2 separate regions of the Mus musculus genome follow, and region 2 is linked to region 1. Evidence: chromatin loops called from intact Hi-C (ENCODE). Cell type or tissue: left cerebral cortex. All regions are shown on one strand. Links, peaks and the distances in the headings refer to the core of each region. The heading gives the core; the rest is flanking DNA. Region 1 has its middle 240 kb from the start of Gm35274. Region 2 has its middle 23 kb from the start of Gm35274.

Region 1 (12,762 bases), core at 3,034-11,033:
CAAGGACGAGAACCACGCCCTAGAAAAGGCAAGAAGGTAATCCCTCAACAAACCTAAAAGAAGACAGCCACAAGAACAGAATGCCAACTTTAACAACAAAAATAACAGGAAGCAACAATTACTTTTCCTTAATATCTCTTAATATGAATGGACTCAACTCCCCAATAAAAAGACATAGACTAACAAACTGGCTACACAAACAAGACCCAACATTTTGCTGCTTACAGGAAACTCATCTCAGAGAAAAAGATAGACACTACCTCAGAATTAAAGGCTGGAAAACAATTTTCCAAGCAAATGGTCTGAAGAAACAAGCTGGAGTAGCCATTCTAATATCTAATAAAATCGACTTCCAACCCAAGGTCATCAAAGAAGACAAGGAGGGGCACTTCATATTCATCAAAGGTAAAATCCTCCAAGAGGAACTCTCAATTCTGAATATCTATGCTCCAAATACAAGGGCAGCCACATTCATTAAAGAAACTTTAGTAAAGCTTAAAGCACACATTGCTCCTCACACAATAATAGTGGGGGACTTTAACACACCACTTTCACCAATGGACAGGTCATGGAAACAGAAACTAAACAGGAACACAGTGAAACTAACATAAGTTATGAAACAAATGGATCTAACAGATATCTACAGAACATTTTATACTAAAACAAAAGGATATACCTTCTTCTCAGCACCTCATGTTACCTTCTCCAAAATTGACCACATAATTGGACACAAAACAAGCCTCAACAGATACAAAAATATTGAAATCGTCCCATGCATCCTATTAGATCACCATGGACTAAGGCTGATCTTCAATAACAAAATAAATAATAGAAATCCAACATTCATGTGGAAACTTAACAACACTCTCCTCAATGATACCTCGGTCAAGGAAGGAATAAAGAAAGAAATTAAGGACTTTTTGGAGTTTAATGAAAATGAAGCCACAACATACCCAAACTTATAGGACACAATGAAAGCATTTCTAAGAGGAAAACACATAGCTCTGAGTGCCTCCAAAAATAAACTAGAGAGAGCACACATTAGCAGCTTGACAACACACCTAAAAGCTCTAGAACAAAAGGAAGCAAATTCACCCAAGAGGAGTAGATGGCAGGAAATAATCAAAATCAGGGGTGAAATCAACCAAGTGGAAACAAGAAGAACTATTCAAAGAATCAACCAAATGAGGAGCTGGTTCTTTGAGAAAATCACCAAGATAGACAAACCCTTAGCCAGACTCACTAGAGGGTACAGGGAAAGCATTCTAATTAATAAAATCAGAAATGAAAAGGGAGACATAACAACAGATCCTGAAGAAATCCAAAACACCATCAGATCCTTCTACAAAAGGCTGTACTCAACAAAACTGGAGAATCTGGATGAAATGGACAACTTTCTAGACAGATTCCAGTTACCAAAGTTAAATCAAGATCAGGTTAATGATCTAAACAGTCCTATATCCCCTAAAGAAATAGAAGCAGTCATTAATAGTCTCCCAACCAAAAACAAAAAAAAAACAAAAAACAAAAAACAAAAAAACCCCAGGACCAGATGGATTTAGTGCAGAGTTCTACCAGACCTTCAAAGAAGATCTAATCCCGGTTTTCAGAGAATATTTGTGCTTGCTTAATAGAAATTTCAAATGGCCTTCCATGGAAGGACAATTACATACATTTGGAGATAATTTTTTCTTAAGAATTCATGTTGGTGACAAAGCCTTCAACTCTGATTGCAAGGCTCTATACTACTGCAGAATTTTCAGTCGGGTAGGAATGTACTTTGGAATAAGCCCACAGGATCCCCAGAGGCCGAGGTCATAGACTACAGAGAATGAATGACAAGGCACTGCTCACAAAACTTGCCACTTCAGAAAAGTTTCATCCAATTGAGAGAGAAGTAAGGACTTAAATCATAATTCTAAGCGTAATTCTGAAATTAGTGCCTTCCTTTCCTCTGTATCTATTTCTAAATATCAGAATTTCATCAAATAGATCACAATTTAAATGTCTAACATTTCTAGTTTCCTAATTTATAAATTGTTGCTCATATCTGTGCTCTCAGTTGCTCCTCAACCCTTAGATATAGCAATCTGAACAGGTGGCACAAGGAAAAGTATAATGAAGAAACACGTAATATTTGAACCCATCCATTGTCTGGCTTTCAAAACAAATTTTTTGTTTGTTTGGTTTGTTGTTTTTAAGTTTATTCTCTTTACATCCTGATAGTGGGCCCTGTCCCGCCTCTCCTCCCAGTCCCAACCTTTCTAGACTCTCTGACCATTACCCACTCACTCCCCTTCTCAGAGAAAAGGAAGTCCCCCTTGATTACCAACCCACCCTGGGACTTTGCTTCATTGTAGACCTAAGAGTATCCTCTTCCACTGAGGCCCAACCAGGCAGTTCAGTTAAGGGAAGGGGAGCCAATGGTTGGTAACAGAGTCAGAGATATTCCCTCTTCAATTTTTTTCCCAATTTTTAAAAGGTATTTTCTTCATTTACATTTCAAATGCTATCTCAAAAGTCCCGCATACCCTCCCAATCCCCCTGCCCCTGCTCTCCTACCCACCCACTCCCACTTCTTGGCCCTGGCATTCCCCTGTACTGGAGCATATAAGGTTTGCAAGACCAAGGGGCCTCTCTTCCCAAAGATGGCCGACTAGGTCATCTTCTGCTACATATGCAGCTAGAGACAGGGGCTCTGGGGGGTACTGGTTAGTTCATGTTGTTGTTCAACCTATAGGGTTGCAGACCCCTTTAGCTCCTTGGGTACATTCTCTAGCTCCTCCATTGGGGGCCCTGTGTTCCATCCAATAACTGACTATGAGCATCCACTTCTGTGTTTGCCAGGCACTGGCATAGCCTCACAAGAGACAGCTCTATCTGGGTCCTTTCAGCAAAATCTTGCTGGCATATGCAATGGTGTTGCATTTAGAGGTTGATTATTGGATGGATCCTCAGGTGCTGAAGTCTCTAGAAGGTCCATCCTTTCATCTCAGCTCCAAACTTTTCTCTGTAACTCCTTCCATGGGTGTTTTGTTCCCAATTCTAAGAAGGGGTAAAGTGTCCACACTTTTGTCTTTGTTCTTCTTGAGTTTCATGTGTTTTGCAAATTGTATCTTGGGTATTCTAAGTTTCTGGGCTAATATCCATTTATCAGTGAGTATATATCATGTGAGTTCTTTTGTGATTGGGTGACCTCATTAAGGAAGATATCCTCCCAATCCATCCATTTACCTAGAAATTTCATAAATTCATTGTTCTTAATAGCTGAGTAGTACTCCATTGTGTAAATGTACCACATTTTCTGTATCCATTCCTCTGTTGAGGGGCATCTGGGTTCTTTCCAGCTTCTGGCTATTATAAATAAGGCTGCTATGAACATAGTGGAGCATGTGTCCTAATTACCGGTTGGGACATCTTCTGGATATATGCCCAGGAGAGGTATTGCTGGATCCTCCGGTAGTACTATGTCCAATTTTCTGAGGAACTGCCAGACTGGTTTCCATAGTGGTTGTACAAGCTTACAATCCCACCTCTTTCTCCACATCCTCACCAGCATCTGCTGTCACCTGAATTTTTGATCTTAGCCATTCTGACTGGTGTGAAGTGGAATCTCAGGGTTGTTTTGATTTGCATTTCCCTGATGATTAAGGATGTTGAACATTTTTTTCAGGTGCTTCTCAGCCATTCGATATTCCTCAGTTAAGAATTCTTTGTTTAGCTCTGAGCCCAATTTTAATGGGGTTAGAATCTCAGGCCCTCTTCAATTTTTAAGGGATTCAAATAAGACCAAACTGCACTTTTGCTACAAGTATGCTGGGCTCATGGTTCAGTAACTCATTGGCTCAGGTTATTTGACTCTGAAAAGCGGCTTCTTGTCATATCCTTGATCTCTCCAGCTACCTCAGTTCTTTTGTTGACTCTTCCTTAAGACTCCCCTTTCTCTGCCTGATGTTTGGCTATGGGTCTCTCTATCTGTTTCCATTAACTGCTGTATGAAGCCTGTCAGGAGACAGTTATGCTAGGTTCCTATCTGCAAACATAGCAGAGTAACATTAATATTGTAAAAGATACACTCTATTACATGGGATTTGTCTCAGACTGGGCCACTTATTGGATGGCCATTTTCTTCAATCTCTCCTTCAAAAAGTGTTTTTCTTTTTCTTTTTTTTTTAATGAAAATATCCACATTCTTTTTTCTTCCATTCCAACAATTTTCATATTATGAAACTATTCCCAGAAGATATCAACTGTGGCAATATATTACTGATGTCCATAAAGAATTGTTGTTTTTCTTTCTAACATTACTACAGGTACTCAAGAGTAATTGTCCTGATTTACTGAGTATTTATGATGAGCCAACATACAATAGGTGCTGCGTGTTCACTGTGTTTCAGATGCTACTCTGTGTGATTTATATATGTTTCAACTACTCATTCTTTACATTGAGTAAACATAAGAAGAGACATGATTGCGCAAATCATGGTAGACAAGATATCTGCTTTCTCATCTTGATTATAAAAATCATGCACTTTTAAGTCCTTTTTAGTTTTTCAGGACAGGATCTCACTATATACCCTGGACTGGGGAGTGTTCCTGAATTGGGACACTTCAAGATCCTCTTGAACCAGTTTTCATAGCACAAATGATCGAGGTAGAAAGAACTGTACCCAGCTGCAGAACTACAAGGAAAAGATGCTAACTTGGTTCCTCTAACTCTCCTAAGACTTCAAGAATATCACAAGGCAGCAGTGGTAGAACAGCCCAGAGCTGTGAGACCATCTTAGGCAAAGGACTGATTACTAACCACATAGCTATTACATTTTGCTGCGTTCAGGTTTCTCATATATAGTTTATATTTCATTCTTTAGATTTAATTTCTCCCTTTTTTATTACTACTGTCAAATAATCTTGATAGAAAGTAAATAAATATTCTAAACAGCTCTCTCTTTATATAGCTCAAGTATGAGGCTACAGTCTCTGCACTCAAAACATATTACATTTACATTTCCTATATCACTATGTCTTTCAAAGATACCCTTTTTCTCAATTTGGACTTGTTCTCTTGTCTGTCCTTCTTTTCAGATGATAAATTATTTGGAAGCTGAGACATGTCAACACATACCTGATATCTCATAGGCATTTTTGTTAAAGTCTAAGATAATTAATCCCACCAAGTATTGTTACTCGTTGTTTTCTGAGATGATGGACATATTTCACCTGAAGGCATAACTCTACGACACAGATAGAAACAATTTTGAATAAGCAATCCCCTAGAAAAACACCTTTTGTAGAAAGGCTCAAAACATCTGATCAGCTTAATGGCTCTTGATATTAATGTTCATAATTTCAACATTGCAAGTTAAAAAATTTAAGCTATTTTGGCTTCTAATGGTTTCCTTTTTATTCACAAGAACTGAGATTTTGAGAGTTTGCTTCATACTAATATGTAGCAAGAAGAATGAATTTTTAAAAGACATACTAAAAATGATAAAAGAAAATTACTTTAAGGAATGTATGAAATATCTTAGTCCATATCTAAAGTGCTCATTTCTAGCTTGGGGGAAATTCAAACTGTAGCAATGTTTCAGTTCAAAACCATGATCAGTGACAAAAGCTACCCTAATACACCTTTGTTTTTATTTCTATCTGCTTTGCTCAATTCCAAATATGGCCCATCACATATAAGTTCCTTGTGCTAGTTCATGCTGCAGAATTCACATTTTTATCTACAATATAGCCTTGAAAGTCTTATTTCATCTCCCAAAAGAACCCAATCTCATTCTCCAGGCATGCCAATCTTTCTTAGGAGCCGAAGACCTCAGTGATAGATTTGAAAGCAAAATGAATTTTGCTTTTTGGCACTGGGAGAAAATGGCTTTACTTATGAATTTCTCAGCTACCCCAAGAAAAGACCCTGGGATCAAAACACACATTGAGATCCTTTAGCAAAAAGCAAATTGCTTGGTATGCAAATACTAACACTTCTCAGATCCAGAAGTGGGAAGTGATGTCTCCTGCCTTGAAGTCATTCTTAGGGAGGAAAACAGTTGGAAGAAAAGCGGAGCCAACATATGGCAGGTGTGACCAGCAGAGAAGTGAGTGTTGCCAGCTCAAACATCCAAAATAGACTGCCCTTGCGTCTTGTCATCTCCTAGAATAATCTCACATGCAAATCACCCATGTCTTGTCAGATCACAAGACAGTTGAAGCTCTATTTAATTTTATTTAGGGATAATCATAGCAAGCAGTACTTGGAATTATATGTCAGCATAAAATACATTTTATTCTCAACCAAATGTTTTATCAAACAAAAATCCACTCAAACTATAAAAAGGAAAATAAGTTACTATGAAACATGGAAATTTTTTCTTAAAAGTAAAATATACTTTTCTAAGTATATAATTGAGAATAAAATATAAAAGATCCGTAGTGAAATAAGATATCATATACATAAGTCTTTAGTAATCAAAATTAAGTGTAGGAAGGGTAATCCAACAATTTATTTTATGTAGACTTAAATTGGTATCAAACTATTATATTTTATCCATTCATCCATCTATTCCAGATGAATGGTTGAAAAGATAAGTGAAAAAGCAGAGATATGAATAGAATGTTCACTACAATTCCAGTAGCACAGTAAGGACAGAAATTCAACCTGAACATAAGAAATTTGTCAATTTTACTGAGTTCAAGGCCAGCCTGGTCTTCAAAGTGAGTTCCAAGACAGCAGGGCTCTACAGAGAAACCCTGTCTCAAAAAAATCAAAAGAAAAAAGGAAGAAAGAAAGAAGGAAAGAAGGAAAGAAAGAAAGAAAGAAAGAAAGAAAGAAAGAAAGAAAGAAAGAAAGAAAGAAAGAAGTTTGTCAATTTTAAAACAAGTAGTTTATAGCATGGCAAGGCCAACATAGTCAAAAGATCATTTATTATACTTCCAGATTAGAAGAGAGCCAGTAATATCATGAGGGGGTCACAGAAAGAAGCAGAAGAGGCTACAGGGCATATGGAACAGAAATGTCCGTGTTATGACCAGAGTCTTCAAAGAAACAAGCATATGAAGCAGAAGCAGGATTAGGGTTATCTAGATTGAGTAATTACAGCAGGATCGACACACAGATGATAGGTGGTGATTAGGGATGTCCATCTATAGTGTCACACTAACACAACAACTAATGTAGGTAAAAAAAAATGATGTGTGTTGCAAATGATACTATCCTACATCAAAAATGGATGTTGGATATACTGTAGGATCCTTTTTATATCTACCATTCTATATCTAGATGATATATAGATATATGATAGATGATAGATAGATAGATGATAGATAGATAGATAGATAGATAGATAGATAGATAGATAGACAGCATGAAGATGACAAGTAGCAATCATGTCAGCCAAGCAGCACAGAAAAAAAAACACACACACACACTCTGCTGAGTCATTGGAAAATTAGGATTGGAAAACCTATAGTGGGGATTATCCCTGGAAATGACTGATTATTTCTTCCTCAGCAGTCATCAATTGCTTATAACTTTTCATCTATGTGTAGAGTCCTGTGAGATTTTCCTAATCCGCGTTGGAACACCAACAACATTCACTGACAATAGACATGTTGGACCTATGACTCTTACAAATTTTACATCCCCTATTTTGTGATGTTTTCTGAGGCTTAGATGTAGGGCTGCATTGTAAATCCATTAACTGAGAATGGGTGCCAAACAGAACATGTTGGGATAGCTGATAGCCATTTAATTGTCTACTTGGACTTGAGGCATATTCAATAGGAGAGAAGTCATACCTTGTACTACAAACCTAGGCACCTATGTATGACTGGCAAGCTTATGAAATCTTGAGAAGAACCTGACATGTCCATATTCCTAAACCAATATAACTCCCAACTGCATTCAAAAGACCCATACACATATATGGATGCTGCTCTCATCCCTTGTTAAATATGCTTTATTCTTTACAGCATCAAGAAACAATTAAACATGTCCACAACTGATCAGAATCACGTAAACTCTTATTTGAGGGAAACTTTGAGACTTCTGAAGAAGCAGAGTGATTTGTTTTGAAAGACTTTGGTGTTCTTGACTACTTGTATGGATGGCAGTCTTTGAACTATGCCTTACTGGAAAACTGAAGGTAGGCTAAATGACCTTATCGTAGTTGCTATTATCTCATGAGAAATGTTTCACCTGGTGTTTCATTATGTTATCAAAGTCCCAGTTAAAAGTCTTAACTTACCAGTAGAAAATGGTAAGTTAAATAACACTTTTCAAGGCTATAAAACAGTCATTCTCATTACATGGTAATATTTAGCTCTTTGTTTATTTTTTAACAAAAGGGGGATTGAATTGAATAACTGAAAATTATGAATACTTCAAGTTATGGATCTGCTACTAATATTAGGAAAGTAAATTTAATTCTTACAACCATGCTAACAAATATTTGTTGGGGAATGAGAAACAAGATACAGAGAATTAGAGACTGTGGTGTGTCCATCTCTAAATGTGATGGCTATATCATATACCCTATACCTAAGTATCAGAAATCATCAAGAAGGAGAAGGCAGAAAGATTGAAGAGCCATATGCAATGATTGTCTGCAACACAACTATTTTCCAGACCTGACAGAAACATTGCACACATGAAGTCACAATAGTTGAAACTACATGAACATGATCTATATATGATCAAGCTAGCCAAAAATTCACAGATAGGTGTTGGGGGCCACATGAAGTCTCAATTCTACCTAAGGAGCTAATGTCAATGGCTGCTGGAGTGGATACGTGTCAGTTTTCTTCAGGGGCTGTAAATGTTCCTGTAGAATGTTCTATGGATATACAAACTGTACTGAGTAGACAGTAGAGTTAGAAAAAAAAAAAGAATATCAAGGTGGGAGACCCAGGTTAGGGGTAGTAGTGAATGAGCAGTGGTAAATTAGAAAACACATAAGCAGTATGAAATTCATTCTCAAATAGAAAAGTTTTAAATAAGAATTTTAAACATATTTGCAAGTCAACTCTGCAATTCTAAAATGCAATTCAAAGATAAGATAATATCAAAAACCTTGATATTATTTGTTCCTCTTTGTCTGCTTTAGTAACATGTCTCCTTCATCTACAGCTGGAGCTCCCAGTTCATATCACCTATATTCTGCTCTGAGCCCTGCATTATCACAACCTGTGGTTGCTTTAAATTTTCCTAGTTTCTACAGTATACTCAATCTGAAGAATTTGGACCTAGGAATTGTAGATGAGACAAAACATGTGTCATTTCTTTTTCTGGGTCTGGGTTATCTCACTCAGTATAACCTTTTTAAGGTCTATATATTAACCTTCAAGTTTCATGATTTTACTTTCTTTATACCATCTTCTTTATAGCAGAATAACATTCTGTTGTGTATATATACAACATTTTCATCATCCACCCATCTATTGGACATTTATGTTGCTTTCATTTACTGGCTATTGTAAATAGGGCATCTACAAACATGTCTGTCCAAGTATCTGTGAAGTACAATGTTGAATCCCTTGGGCATATGGTTTGCTAAGGAGTGTTATAGCTAGGTCCATAGATTTTTTTTGAGGGTGTTTAGTTTGGTTTGGAGGGATTCTCCATACTGATTTCATTTATAGCAATTTGCAATTCTAGCAATAGTGAAATAGTGTCCCTTTTCTTCACAACCTTGTTAACATTTATTGTCAGTTATTTTATGGTTTTATCCCTATTCTCACAGGTAAGTGTATTTACCACCCCTCATCAAAGAAACGTTTATTTATAGCCAATGGAAAGCATTGAAGAAGACCACTACTGGACACAATGCAGATATCAACAGGCTTTGAGGAGACTAGGCCAAATGGATGTATCTATATCACAGCTCCTGAAGCTTTGGCTCAAGAGGCATTATGAAATAGGGTTTGGATAGAATATAAGAACCAGAACACCAAGAGGTCTGCTGTGAAACAACTCTCCTAGAAATAGTTACACAACCAAGCACAATGGCAGTCTCAATGACATGTTAATGTGGAAGGGTTTCCTGGTTTGGAACACCACCCCAAGACAAAGAACTATAGGCAACACTTGACTTCTGGAAGACGAGGAGCTAGTTTCACCAAGAGATAAGTCTCTTTATTGGTTGGCTGATGCACTGTTGTCCATCTTGAAACAAACAGCAACAGACTCAGTAGGTGGTATTTTAGTATTTTTGTGTACACACACACACACACACATCACATATAATCAATGAAAAAATGCTATCAACTTGAAGGGGCCATGGTACTAAAGAAGGTAGCTGAGAGGAGCTGGAGGGAGAAATGGGAAGAGAAATGTAATTCTATTTTATTTTTTAATATTGAAAACATATTCTTCTCTTGTACATATCATATATCCCAAGTACACTGTCTTACTTTTTCCAGCTCCTCCAGTTCCCCTCTCTCCTGGATCCACTCCCCCTCCCTTTCTCTTCAGAAAAGAACAGGCCTCCAAGAGACAACCAAAGATAACAAAACAAAATACATATGAAACAAGGCAAAAGCTCTCACACTAAGGCTGGAAAATGTGGTAGGTATACACTAAAAAAAAAAAAAAAAAAAAAAGATATATAGCTGGCTCTAGAGTTAGATTGATTCCTAAATTTCTAAGAAGCCACTGTAGTGATTTCCACAGTGGCTGTACAAGTTCGCAGCGATGGAGGAGTGGTCTCCTTGCTCCATATTCTCTCTGACATGAAATGACACTTGTGTTACTGATCCTAGCCATTTTGACAGATGTTGGATGGAATTTCAAAGTAGTTTTGATTTTCATTTCCCTGATGACTAAGGATGTTGAACATTTCTTTATTTCTCGGCTATTGGAATTTCTTCTAATCAGAATTCTGTTTAGGTATGTACCCCATTTTAAATTGGATTATTTGGGACGTTTGATATTTAGTTTCATTGCTTTTATATATTTTGGGTATCAGTCCTCTGTCAAATGTGGAGTTGCTAAAAAATTTTTCCTATTGTTTAGGCTACCACTTTGTCTGATTAATGGCATCCTTGGTGTTACAGATGTTCAGTTTTTGTGAGGTCTCATTTATTAATTATTAATCTTAATGCCTTCGTTTTCAGTGTTTTTGTTCAAAAAGTTACCTCCTGTGCCAATGTGTTCAAGGCTCTTTTCTATCAGGTGAATATATTTCTATCTTGAGGTCCTTGATACACTTGGTCATGAGTTCTGTGCATTGGTAATAAAAATTGATCTATATGCATTCTTCTGCATGCAGATATCCAGTTTAACCAGTAACATTTGTTAAAGATATTTTCTGCAGTGTGTATGTCTAGCTTCTTGCTCAAAACTCAGGTGCTCATAGGTTTTTGCATTTATTTCTGGTTCTTCAATTCATTTAGTTCCATTTAGCTCAGATGATCTTATGCCAATATTATGTGGTATTTATTACTCTAACTCTGTAGAACATTGTGAAATCAGGGATAGTATTACCTACAGAAGGTTTTGGTTTTTTTTTTTTTTTTTCATTGTTCAGGATTTTTTTTTTAATCTAATCTTGGGTCTTTTGTTTTTCCATATGAAGTTGATATTTGCCCTTTTGAGATCCACCAATAATTGTGCTGAAATTTTGATGAGAATTACATTGAATCTGTTGATTGCTTTTAATAGGATGGACATTTTTTCTATGTTAATCCTACCCACCCATGAGCACAGGAGATCTTTCCATCTTTTGATATACTCTTTAACTTGTTTCTTCAATGACGTCAAGTTTTTATCATTTAAGTTTTTTTTTTTTAACTTGGTTAGTGTTACTCCAAGATATTATTTAAGGTTACTGAGAAAAGTAGTGCTTCCCTGATTTATTTCTCAGTCCATTTGTCATTTGTTTATAGAAAGGCTACTGATTTTTGGGTTTTTTTTCCTTTTTTTTTTTTTTTTTTTCTGAATTAGTCTTATATCCAGTCACTTTTCTGAAAGTATTCATCAGCTATAGGAATTCATTGGTGGAATTTTTAGAGTCAGTTTTGCATACAAATATCTTCTGCAAATAAAGATCATTTGGCTTTTTCTTTCCTTAAGTTGTCTTATTGTAGATAAAACTTCAAGTAGTATATGGAAGAGATATGGAGAGAGTGAGCAACTTTGTGCTATTCCTAATTTTAGCGGAATTGCATTGAGTTTCTCTCCATGTAATATGATGTTGGCAATAGGCTTCCTGTAAATTGCCTTCATTACATTTAGGTATATCTTATGCATTGCTGATTTTTCCAGAACTTTTATCATGAAGGGGTGTTGGGGTTTTGTCGAAGGATTTTACTGCATCTAATGACATTATTTTATTTTAATGAAAAACTTCAAAATATAAACATAAAAATAAGAAAAATAGGGGACTGGAGAGATGGTTCAGCGGTTAAGAGCACTGACTGCTCTTAGACGGTCCTGAATTCAAGTCCCAGCTACCACATGGTGGCTCACAACCATCTCTAATGAGATCTGACACCCTCTTCTGATGTGTTTGAAGACAGCTACAGTGTACTTACATAAAACGAATAAATAAATCTTTTTTTAATAAGAAAAATAAAATAATACAAAGTATTTAATCAAAAACCACTTCTGAAGTATTTATTTCTGGATTTTGGTAAAATAAATTAGTATTGGTTTATTTGCTTCAGAAGCAATGATCTCAACTTGGAGTTGTGGGAACTTGATGGGCACCCAGTGAGATAAACAAATGACCAAGTGGAGATAGGAGCTACATACTTCTTTTTTCT
Region 2 (12,762 bases), core at 2,785-10,784, 210 kb after region 1:
CTCCTGGCTCTACCCTTCTGCATGTTGGGATTACAAGTGTGTGCCACTATGCCCTGTATAATATCTACCTTTCAAAAGAACTTTCGTGTTGCTGTGGTGGTCAAACAAGTTGCATTCTTAAGCCGTTTAAATGTCACTTTCTAACATTCAAACTGTAGGAGTTAATTGCTAAGGGAAAAAAATTGAACATGAAAAACTAAATTATGTTTGAATCATTTGAACTAAAAGTAGCAATAAGCAATAGTGAAGCATTTATCTCAGAGTCTATGAGTTAAAAAGCAAATTCTCTGAGGCACTATAAAAAAAAACTTTCAGTTAAACTATGGCATATATAATTATTATTTAAATATTTGCTTCATACATATTTCAGATTTATTTAGAAATAGAAGAAAGGAATTCCAATCAGGCAACTTGGCTATGCATACTTAAAATGAAAGTTTGAATAAGATAAATTTCCCTAAATTTTCTCACATTTAGGATTCCATCTTCAAATCAGCCTTGGACTAAGAGACATGACTCCAGGTTTAGCTACAGAAAGTCATTGCTAGTACCCTCAGGAGGATTGGTAATAGCGTTTCTTGAAGGATCCACTAAAAACTCTCTAAACCCCATACTGGTGAGTTCAGGCAAGCATGTAGCTGTGTAGAATTAATATGAATTTTGACTCCTGATTTGAGCATGTTCAGAATTTTTCAAGTGTCACCCTTCTTTTTTTGCGGGGGAGTGCTTTGTTGCCAAGGGATTAAAAACCAAAGAAATAGGAAAACTATCCAACAAGTGTCTTGAAATAGCTGACATTTATTCAACCATGTTGATTTGCCTGGTTGGCAGCCAGTCTCAAATGCTGTCTATTTACAGATATGTATTGGTCTCAAAAGTGTTAATGGTGGGGTGTGGGGTGCAGATCATATTGTAATCCTAGAATGATAGAGCACCACCACAACAGGACTTTATTAGCACAGTGTGGAGACTGAATTGCTCCCCTGAAGACCCTAAGGAAGAACTCGTACTTACATTTCTGCTGTGTTCTGATGCCTACTTGCAGCTTTTCTCACTCATTGCTTATGAATTTATTGTTCCCATTTCTGACCCCATCACCACACAGAATTCTCTCCCCTTATGTCTCATCTTTTTTCCTTGAAAATTCTCCTTATAGAAGCACTAGTCCTTAGATGGAGGGCCTAAGCTCATTTGAAACAATCTCATCTTTACTAAACAAATCTTTCAAGGAATCTATTTCATATAAAGACTGATCTTGCAGATAGAAACAAACTTCTAGTGAACAACACAAACCAGTATGATATGTCGTAGAGTTAATAAAACATGATTATAAGTTTCTATCTTCTAAAAAAAAAGTTTAACAATAATAATTTTTCAAAAGTAGGTTATGCTATTTTTATAATGCACGGGGGGGGGGTAATTTGGGGAAGTTAAATACCTTGCCTAGTATCACTCTACTGATCTTGTAAAAACCCAAACTCAAATTTGTATATCTTTGGTTGCACAGTCCATGACTGAGGCTTTATTCTCCTGCATTGTGCTAACTTAACTTTCAGGGTAGTGCTTTTTGTTTTTCTTGTCCCACCTGTTCCATGTATCACATACACTGTGTGCAGATGAAGCTGAGTTCTCTAGGCTGTACTACCAGGGAGCTAAGCCCTTAGTCTCACTTCCAGTGGGGTTTAAATAGTGGGAGGCATCAGCAGGTCCACAGAATGGTGGGAACAAGTGTCGGCTAGACTAGTAACTCCCCGACCTTCTATTATACTAGACCTTAAGTGGGTCACAACTTCTTGAGACTTTTGAAGCTCTTATAAAGTCCAATTCCAACTGAGCTGTAACTAGCAGGTGGGTAGAACAGAGAGTGAGGTCAGAATTAGCATATAGAAATGTTTGACAGAGAAAAAGACTTGAAATTTTACCCAGCATGCCTCCAAAGCACCAGACAGAGCATGCACAGTAACAGCACACTATGCAAATAATCTATAATGTATAAAGACCAAAGTTCATATGACACAGGCACAGTTAAGCTGTTTTCTCCCAAGTTCTAGTTAATAGTTTTTTACTTAATAAACTGCCCCCAGTTTTAGTACTAGCCACGTATCTCTGTCCAATTTCTTTTTTTTCTTTTGTTCTTAGATATTTTCTTAATTTACATTTCAAATGTTATCCCCTTTCCTGGTTTCCCCTCTGAAAACACTCTTCCCTTGCTCACCAACCTACCTACTCTAGCTTCTTGGCCCAGCATTCCCCTACACTGGGGCATAGAGCCTTCACAGAACCAAGGACCACTCCTCCCATTGATGACAGACTAGGCCATCCTCTGATACATATGCAACTGGAACCATGAGTCCCACCATATGTACTCTATGGTTGGTGATTGTTCCATGGTCCATGACCCTGGAAACCCTAGCAGGTCTCAACCAGACCACACTCTTCACCTCTAACCTTGTGAGTCTTTGCTGTTTTAGCTTAGGGTAGATTCTGGGAGTTTTTCTTCTCTTAGCTGATCCTATTGCTCTGTTCACAGCATTAAATCATCCTTTGATGAAATATTCTTCAATCACATCTTGAGAGTAAGGTTTCTAACAAAAGCCAGACTGAAACTGACTCGACAGACTGTCAGGAAAGTCATACTCTTGTTTTGCTGTGGCTCTGTAGAGCCTCTTTCAACTTTCTTAGTCAAAGGAAGAAACAAAAATCAATTCATTTTCCTGGAGTAGGGCTATAGTAAGAAGGCAGAAATATTAAGTTAAAATTGGATTGCCTAAGCGGTAGTGTTCAGAGTTATAGATGAGGAATTGAACCTATGTTTCAAAGATAGGGTTTTTAATAATATTTTGTAACAAATTACTCATTTTTTTCACACTTTAGTGCTGCACAAATACCTCTTAGGAATGAAAGAGTTTATTTGGTTTTCACTTCCACATCACTGCTCATCATTGAGGGTAGTGAAGACAGAAACTCAAAGAAGGCAGGGGCCTGGAGTCAAACTACTGATGTAGAGGCCATAGAGGGATGCTGCTTACTGTCTTGCTCCATATGGCTTGCTCAGAATGCTTTCTAACAGAACTCAGAAATAGCAGCCCAGGAGTGGCAATGGGCTGGCCTCTCCCCCATCAATCACCAATTAAGAAAAATGCCCTATATACTTGCTTACAGTCCAGTGTTACCAAGTTATTTTCTCACCTGACACTTTCTCTCTCCTCTCTGATGAGTCTAGCTGGTGTCAAGTTGATTGAAAACTGGCTAGCACAACTGATCCTTTGTCAATTTGACACACAAACTTAACACTATTAATCCATAACCTTTCCTTTATTGTTTATCTCCAAGATTACACATTAATAAAGATATTGCAATAAAAAACATCTTACAAACGTAAAAAGTCCCACAACGTTTAAATATTAAAACACTTAAAAATTCAGTCTCTTTTAAATATCCAATGTCTTTTCAAACAGAATACTTCTCAACTATGGGGCTCTGTAAGATCAACAAATAAATTAAATATTTTCTTACTTCAAGAGGGAAGACCCAGGGTACAGTCACAAACAAAGCAAAGCAAAAATGAACTACAACAGTGTAAATAACTCACTGGCCAATGGTTGAGATTCTCTCCTGCTCTTCTGGGCTTCTCCAATGGCCTTATGTCCTATCTCAAGCTCCTCCCTCTGCAGGACAGGGAGCTTGTCTTCTAGGCTTTTTCTGGCTCCACACCAACACTGCTGCACTTCTCCATGGCCATCCCATTGTACTAGTATCTCCAAAATTCTGGGATCTTCTGCTGCAATTGGGCTCCACTTTCAACCAAGGCCTCTCATAGACTCTCTTCCTAATGCCAATCTGAACTCAATGGTACTGTACTCTCTATATGGCCCCTTCAGTCCTGAGTCTTCAACTGCCACTGAGACTAGACTATCCCTAATTGCCTTTTCTGGGGTCTCACAGTGCCAAGAGAAAATTGCTTTCCATGACTCCTTCATGTTGTCAAATCTAGTACCTCCTGGGTAACTCTTAAACTAGCAATTCTGGCTGCCAGCTTGTGATACAACATTGACACCCCCAACCTCCATCCAGAACACAGGCACTGTGCATTTTGACTCTGAGGAAATATTTCCCCAGAATATTTTGCCTCAGTGATGCTGGTCTTTTCTTAATTACCACTAACTTCTCAGTTTCAGCTAACCAGCACTAATTGTCCCAGTAACCAGTAATGCAAAGGTTCCTTTTCAATGGTCTTGGTCTCCTATTAATCACATCTGAAGATTCATCCCCAGCTGAACAGAATCACAGACCCTTTCTTTATTCAAAATATGCAATGGCCCTGATAGATTCTTTAAGTGACTCTCAAACTGCCCTGTGGAACTTCATAAGACAGACCTCCATTTTCTACATTTCTCTTAGTGTTCTCTTATAGCCCTCCCTTCTGCAGAATAGTTCAACAAAGTTTTAACAAACAATGTCTTTACCAGCTCAAATTTCAAAAGACCCTCTACATACCTCTCAAAAACACAAGGACAGGTTTATTAAAAGAATACCCACAGTCCTGGTACCAATTTCTGTCCTAGTTAAAGTTACTATTGTTGTGATGAAACACCATGACCAAAAGCAACCTAGGGAGAAAAGGGTTTAGTTCACACACAGTTTTGTATAACAGTTCATAATCAAAAGCAGTGAGGGCAGGAACTCAAGCAGGGCAGGAACCTGGAGGCAGGTGCTGATGCAGAGGCCATAAAGGAGTGCTGCTAAACTGCTTGCTCTACATGATTCACTCTGCCTGCTTTCTTATACCCCGACCACCAGACCACAGTGTTTCCAATCACAACAGGATGGGCTCTCCCACATCAATCACTAATTCACATCAATCACTAATTAAGAAAATGTCTTTCAGGCTTGCCCACAGCCCATTCTTATGGAGACATTTTCTCTGATGAGGCTTACTCCTCTCTGATGACAATAGCTTGTGTCTAGCTGACATAAAAAAAAATCTTCAGCACACTAACATACCATAAAGACGAAGATTTTGAATAATGAGTAAGACAATGGATTTGCTTTTCTGATAGCCAATGAATAATATCAAACTAAGTTCTTATAATTCAGGAAGAAGCTATATATTAAAACACTCCAAAGTGCACAGAATCACAGAAGAAAAGATTTGAAAACATCACTAGTCACGGCAGTCCATTCTTTCTGCCCTTGTTGTAAGTCTACCTTGCCTCATTTTAGAATGCTCTGTACATCTCTGATGGAAATGAAAACAGTTTGCTTTTTTTGGTACAATAGATTGTGAGCACAATTTCCCTCCCTTGTTTCCCCTAGATCCCCTCCACACCCATTTAATTCCAAGCCTTCCTATTCTTTTTAAAAAACAAACAGGCCAATTGAAAAACAAATGAAAAAGAAGACAACAAAGCAAACAGAAAAAGCAGGAGAAACACACACGCACACATGTATGTACACAAGCATGCACTCACACATACATGCACTCATGCACACAAAATTCATAACACAAAATCAGAAACCATGGTAAATATGAAAAAGTAATGTTTTTTAAAAATGCCCAAGAAAAGCATTATTCACCAAAAATACCCAGTCAGTTTTGTGTTGGCCAGCTACTACTGGACAAGGCACTTCCCTTAAATGTGGTTTCTAGGTCCATAAGGTTCCAGTGGACAAAACTAATTTTTCATTTGTAAGTAGTTGTCAATTGGAGATAGCTGCTAGTTTAGGGATCGGGTTCATGTTTGCTTCCTTTCTCAGCAGGAGGACCCCATACAGCTTAGAGCTGTGTGTGGTGTCACAGTCTCTGTGATTTCATATGTCCCACAGTCCTGGTGTGTCTGGAAGGCACAAATGTAACTACAGAGCATTTAAGTGTGGAGGCAAACACACTTATGCTACATTAGGAGTTACTTGTTAAATTCCATGTGGTACATTGGAGTTTTCTTTTTCAGATGTTTAAGAACGATCTCACAGTGACAGTCATAAAGAAAGGTAAATGGGGCTTAAATAGCTTCACTACTCAACCTTTCTATGAAGCTATTGACTCCCTCTGCATGGCTAGGCTAAAGGCAAAAATTTAAAGGGATGGCATATTCCAGCAAATGTTTAGCCTCAGGGAGACATATCACCTCATAGAAAGACAGATCAGACATCAATTTCCAGAGGAAAATAATTCTATTGTCACAATTTTAAGAAAGTGATTTTAAAAAGTCTTTAAATACAACATATTTCCAAAATTACCCCAATGTTGTTCTCAAGGCACAGTGAGTTGGAAACATTTGAGTTTTAAACTGAAGATTCAAGGGAAATTCAACTTGTATTGCCAATATTTAGGTAAAGTTCTATTTAGGATCTGTTTGCAAAGAGTTTAATTAATTAGATGTCACTTGAAACTAATATATGAGTTTCACACATCTGTGTTTTTTTTAATTCAATGTGGGATGTAATTGGAATAAAATGTGTTATTTAAAAACAAATAAACTTTCTACAGGTGTTGAAGGAGCATCTAGGAGCATCCATTCGTATATATAGTTGCTCAGGAAGGCTATATGGTGAATTCCTAAAACTTATTGTTTTTATCCTTGAAGTGATTGGGATGCTACAAAACAAGGAAATGCCCCAGAACTACTTAGTTTTGTGTCAAGTCTAATTTCCATGAGAAGAGGCCCAATGCAACACAATGCCTAATATAAAAAAATTATCTAATCTTATGAAGTCTTTTACATTTTTGCATAGACTTTATCTCTAACATTCCTACCCAGATAATAAATCAAACTTTCTTAGGACCTGGTTCCATGACTACCATTGTCTGATTTTGCCTGACTTGTGTGATGACCCACATACGCCAATGTCTTATATACTTGAGAACTTGGCCTCAGCACCTGAGCCTGGGGTAGGACCTTTGTGGAACCAAAGGTATAGTTTATCACAGATAATCTCTTTCTCTCTTGAAATTCTAGACAAAAAGTTATATCAGGCAGCAGGATACACTCCAGTTCTTTTACGGAGCCAAAATATCCATGCATTGATTCTGCCCCTGCTATTGACACAGAATAAGAGTAGAAGGCGTAGATAGCAAAGAAGGAATCATAGCTCTTGCTGCCTAGGAACAGGAGCCTGGTTCCTATTTTCTATTTATGGCCTTGACCTACAGCTCATGATAGTTGCAGCCATTTCTAGAACAATAAAGTATCATGATGAAGTGGGCTGGTGTGAACAAGCCTATGCATCTTTTTTTAAACTCGGAGACAGGAAAGAGATAGCCTGGATCTGAAGAACTGGAACAATCGGATCCTTTCTCTGATTCAGCCTAAATGTGACTTTCAGTAGCATTTGGTCTTTGATTTTTTTTTTCTCCGACGACCTTTATTGGCTGACTTCTGGTTTCTGCCATTGCTGGAGGACTGACTGCAAAGGAAGGGCTTGTGTTTCATGCCACACACTTCAGAACACGGAGAAACGGTGTCACAGTAAACAACGCATTAATTACTTGCTAAGATTCCCTTTTTAATTTTTAATTCTGTAGCCACGACTCAGAAACTTGTAAATAAAACCTACAGAGCTCACATGTTACTCAGGAATTAGATTCAGGAAAAGATCATTGCTGCCCATAAAAGAAGCAGCTTAAAATACATGTTGATAGAAAAAAAAATCACACTTTCACCAAGGGACAAAAAAAAAGTCTAAGCTAACCAACCTTTTCTGGAGCACACAATACTGAATGATAGAAACTACAGCAGAGAGTGTATGGCTGCCTTCACACGGTCTATGGCATTGGGGAGAACCGTTGGGGGCAGCTGTATTTCCAAATTCAGTCCATTTTTGTATTGTGTCTCTACACTTTACTTTTGTCATTGTTTTAGAATTTTTTTAAAAAGATATGCTGCTTATATAGCATAGTGCATACCACAATAGGATGAGTCAAAACCCCATGCAATAGGCCATTATTTTTCTGTAGTCTTATACTTGCATATGCACTTTAGCTAGAACTAATAATGACATGTACAGATAGCCTCACCCTAGGTGTATTGCTTTTTCACAATAGGATTGATTAAAATAGGTAGCTATTAAATTAAGAGAGGGTTTGACATCTAACACCAGCTACAGCAGGTGCTACAGTACACAAAGTAACTGGCATTTTAATTTCTAATCATGTATTGCACATTAGTCAGTTATTATAAATACCATAAGCATAATGACTTTTAGAAAGTTGTGCTGGATTAGTGTGCTTGGTTTCTGGAGGAGAATGAAATAGTTCAAGCTTAGTTAGATGATGGCTCAATTGTGTAGCTTCCTCACTCCTGATTCTCTGGTCTCCATGACAGTTTACATGGCACACAGTTTCTTCCATGTCATTCTAGAGGGAATTGCAATAGAGACAGAATGTGAGAAAGACCTAGAAGAAAGACTTATGGTGGGTTCTTTAAAAAAAAAAATCAGTACACTACTTGGCATTAAATAGTCACTGATATTTATTAAGTGCATTTATTAATTGATTAACATTATGTGAAATGAAATCATAATGCTACTTTAAAATAGGTTTTCTTAATTAGCATATATATCACAAATGCCACCCCTACAGCAAACAAAATCCCTCCCCCAGCTCTTCTGCCTTGAAGTAGGCACATCACAGAGGACCTGCCTCTTATTAACCTTGACTAGCAGTCACAAAGGTGACTTCCAGAACTGTGTGACCATAAATTATTGTAGTTCAATGTTATCCTGTGTTTTAATCATGGATGTCCATCCAAAGAAGCATTCGAAACAACAATGGGGAGAAAGCAAGTTACTGAAAGCTATTAAAGAGAAATGTTTTGGTAAATGTTCTCTAAGATGGCTATCATCAAGTCTTCCGGCTGAAGACTGAGGCTCTTATCTAACAAAGCAGGGTGCTTCTAATTTCTGTTTGGAAAAGAAAGTGGGGAACATTTAGTACTTTAAAAGACTAGGTCTGCAGACAACTGGATAATGTTCTCACAAAACAGAGGCCTTTCTCTCTAATTTTCCAAGTTTAAAGAAAAACACAAATTAAACCATTTTGATGACATATTTTGGAAGAAACTCTAAAAATTTCAAATAGAAGATAATAAGCAGATTTTATTCTTATACATTAGCATGCATTAATTATGTACAGAAAAGGGTTTCATTGTGCCCAATACTACTTGACCATTGTAAAAGAAGGGTTCCTGTCCCTCGAACAGAGCTAACAGGGCATGGGCCTCACTAGTGTTGATGGTTGCTCTGGGTAAAAGGTTTGTTTGTATAATAGTGCACATATTTTTATATTCCTCTTTTGAGGAATGCTAAGGTTAATTACTCCATAATAATCAAAGACAGCAGGAATCCAGGAGGCGAGGGCTTATGTATGTCTCAGCAAAATGCTAGAACACTATGACCTTCATGACAGCCCTTAAGGCTGTGGGAAAGAACACTGAAAACATGAGTTTGAAAATACATAATTTCTCAACTCTGCAAAGTATAAGGATGCAATATGAATTGTATAAGAAGCTTCACAGTTCTAAAGGAACAGTGGCAGCTGCACTATGAGCTAGCTAGTCAGAAAGATATAAAGACAGACAATACAGATGCAGGCAGATTCCTGAGTTCAAGGTCAGCCTGAGATGGAGCAAATTTAGGTCCAGGTATGGTCAGAATGGTAAATCCAGGGCAGGGTTCCACCCAGCTATCTTACTTTCTGTGCTTGCTATCTTTTCTTAAGAATTAAGGGTCTTGGGTCCTGGGATGCCGATTTGTGGGATAATCAAAAAGGAAATTGGGGTAAAGACTGAATTGATATGCAAAATGAAAGACTGGGCTTTTGGTCTACAAGAGATGAACTATCCACAGAGCTTTAAAATAGTAAGAGAAAGCTGTCTTGAGTAGAACAGAACATAGAGAACAGTCTAAAACACTGTTTCGAGCAGAATACAGAGAGAGAGCAATCTGGAAAGCTGCCTTGAGCAGAACATATGCTACCAGCTTGTAATCCACAACTAGACTTCAAGTCATTTGTTTCACCTCACTCAAACACCCCTTCTCTCCGGAACACAGACCTAGCTGAGGATGACCCTTACATCATTGTAATAGTTTCAAACGTGTATATATAAAATATTGGTCATATGCATCCCCCATTAGTGCTACAATAAGAAATCACCTTACAACTTGTATATTTAAATAACTTTAGTTAAAAATCTTAAACTCAATATGGGTTGAAAATATTTTGCTTTATTTCTCAGGCTTAAGATAAATCATATATAGAAGAATCAAGTGAAGTAAACAAGAAACTGGTTTGTAAATGATCTATTAAATATTGTACTAAAATGAATGTTTTACAATTATTTTAAAATCATTTTAATTTATTTTTTAAGTTATATACTATGCAAGCCACATTCTCTTGTCCTTAGACTATGCATTACTCAAAAATGGATTCAAAAGTTTATCAAATCTTTATTCAAAACTCATTATGGAAGAAAGACACACTTTCATTCTTTAGAGTCTGCTATACATGCCGATTTCAGAAGAAAAAAAGGACTAGACTTCACACTTTGCAAACCTTCACTGATGGCAAAGAAAGCAAATGCAGATTTGTATGATGTGTCTTGACATTTCTGTAGAGGATTTTAAAATGGAAACTCCTAACTGTTTGACTATACTCATCTTATTGATAATTTCAGTTACTCAAAAAAGAAGCATACAGTCTTGAGGCTGCTTATAGAGTGACATGTTTGATGGATGGCATTCAAGTGGGATGTCAATATATGTTCCCATGCAAGTAACAACCAATCTTTAAAATCATGCCAGAGAGGCTTTGTCATTTTGGGAAGGGATACATTTCAATGGAGATGACCCTCATTGTCATCTCCTGGAGGATCACCAGGGTGTCATGTGAACATCCTTCCCTGAAAGAGGGTTAATTGTGCCTTAATGTAGAATACAACCCCATGGAAAGAATAAGCAAATTTAACTGTGACAATGTCACATATGCTTATTTTGGACTGTCTTGATGTCCATCTCCTTTATGTCCTTTCTTGCCCTCTCCTCACTCCTCTGTGCCTTCTTCCCAGTCTCTAATAAATCCTTGTAACCTCTTCTTTCATGTTATTTTCTTATTCATTTTCAGAAATGGAAGGAAAAATGTGATGATTGTCATTCTGTATGTAGTTTGTTTTGATTTGACATAATACTTTAGCTTTTCATCCTCCAAAATATGTCATTTCATTCATTCATTCACACAGCTAAACAAGTCATTGCATGTGTGCATGCTGAGATTGGGAGTTCACTGCACACAAATTTTTTTCTAGGGTATTATTTTTGACAGTGTTTTGAAATACCACTAGTCCCATTGTCATCATATGTCTCTAGTGATTCCTGAGAAATATGATTCTGGTTTGTCATTCTTTTGTAGATAAAGTACATATTAGAGCTCAGGGTCCTCCCTTACTTTGAGAATTGCACAGTTTGACTACATATCTACAAGTGTGTATACATACTTGCAAATATTTGCTGATAACATCAATTCATTTCCATTGTCCAGATTGTGAGGTTGTAGCAGCAAAAAAGAACATATTAAAACTCTATTTACAAGGCTTAGATGCTTGTATAGGAAGATAAGCATAAGCAAATAAAAATGGTAATTACATTTTTAAGTTGTGACATGGAGAGTAAAGCATCTACAAGTGGAGAAATGTGCTGAAGATAGTCTTTTGTATTTGTACATAAGGAAAGTGTAAAACACAGGCTTGCTAAATACTCAAGGAAGCTGAAGAGAAAACTGTGCTTATATCTGAGAGTGCTCTAGGCAAAGGAATCAGCAAGTCTCAAGGTCCTCAGGCAAAAGTTTCATCTGAGGTTTGATGTCTTTTAACTCTTGAGCATGTAGTTGAACTTGATTGTCCTTTGTATTCTATTTGGACTGGTGACATTTTTTAGGAAGCATGCAGACATAGCATGCTGAATTCAGATGAGAATGGTCCAGCAGAGGAGAACTTCAGAAAGGCAGAGGCAGATGAGCACTGCAAGAGGGATGAGAAAAGATGGCAGCTGGTGTTCAAAAGTGGTAGTGGGCTTTCTATGAAAGGAGGAGGAGGCAGGAGCCTGGGTCCTGATCCAGATGGGGTGAGAAAGTTTGTGATGTGTATATGTGAAGCCTCTGCTAATGAAGTATATGCTCTCAGTAAAACGAAGCAAGATAATTAGCTGCCTGTGAGAAAAGGGCTATCAAGTTGCGGATTTTGGTGAGAATGGGGTGAAATGACTGTTGCAAAGTGTTCACCTGTGAAGTTAGCTAGGAGACACTCATGAGCTGAGGCTCACTGTGGAGTTCTGCCTCTCTCCCACTCAGTCTGTCATGCTTCTAAGTCACAAAAAGGTGTGATTTGAAGTTGTTCAGTCTGTCACCTTCCTTTCTGCCCTCTTTCCAGACAGATTTTCACAGCCTACTGTGTATACTATGGATGGATTATATCTAAACACTCTCCAACTCTTTATTTCACCAACTATATGATAGTAGGTATTTATGCAGTATTAACTAGCTTTAATTTAAACAACTATAGGTTATCAGATATTTGTATTGTCACATCACAACCACTCCTCTCTTTTTAGGTATACTTGAATTAGATACTCAATTTCAGGCTTCTTTTTTTAAAAAAAAACAAGTATCATTGTTATATTTGTCTTGATCATACTGAACATGGAAGACCAGATTGCAGTATTAATTTAATCTCATCGGCAGTAATCAAATTCTCTTCTTCTCTTACCAATTTG

What was found. A loop is a pair of places that touch in the nucleus more often than their neighbours do. Peaks named below come from ENCODE experiments on the same cell type or tissue, not always from the same donor. Only the 100,000 strongest peaks of a DNase experiment are listed, where the experiment ranks them.
Region 2: a loop joins it to region 1, with 14 times the contacts of the local background. A loop is called at or near these places in 2 of 42 quality-filtered maps.

The regions. Positions count from the first base shown.
Region 1 is chr12:97,495,559-97,508,320 of GRCm38, forward strand. No RefSeq gene overlaps it. Among named protein-coding and RNA genes, the nearest start is that of Gm35274, 240 kb to the right of the region's middle. In left cerebral cortex, for the core only: no CTCF peak of the experiment used is centred there; a DNase peak (open chromatin) is centred at 6,082; H3K27ac peaks cover 1,203 bases.
Region 2 is chr12:97,710,801-97,723,562 of GRCm38, forward strand. No RefSeq gene overlaps it. Among named protein-coding and RNA genes, the nearest start is that of Gm35274, 23 kb to the right of the region's middle. In left cerebral cortex, for the core only: no CTCF peak of the experiment used is centred there; DNase peaks (open chromatin) are centred at 7,186, 7,693 and 9,940; H3K27ac peaks cover 1,384 bases.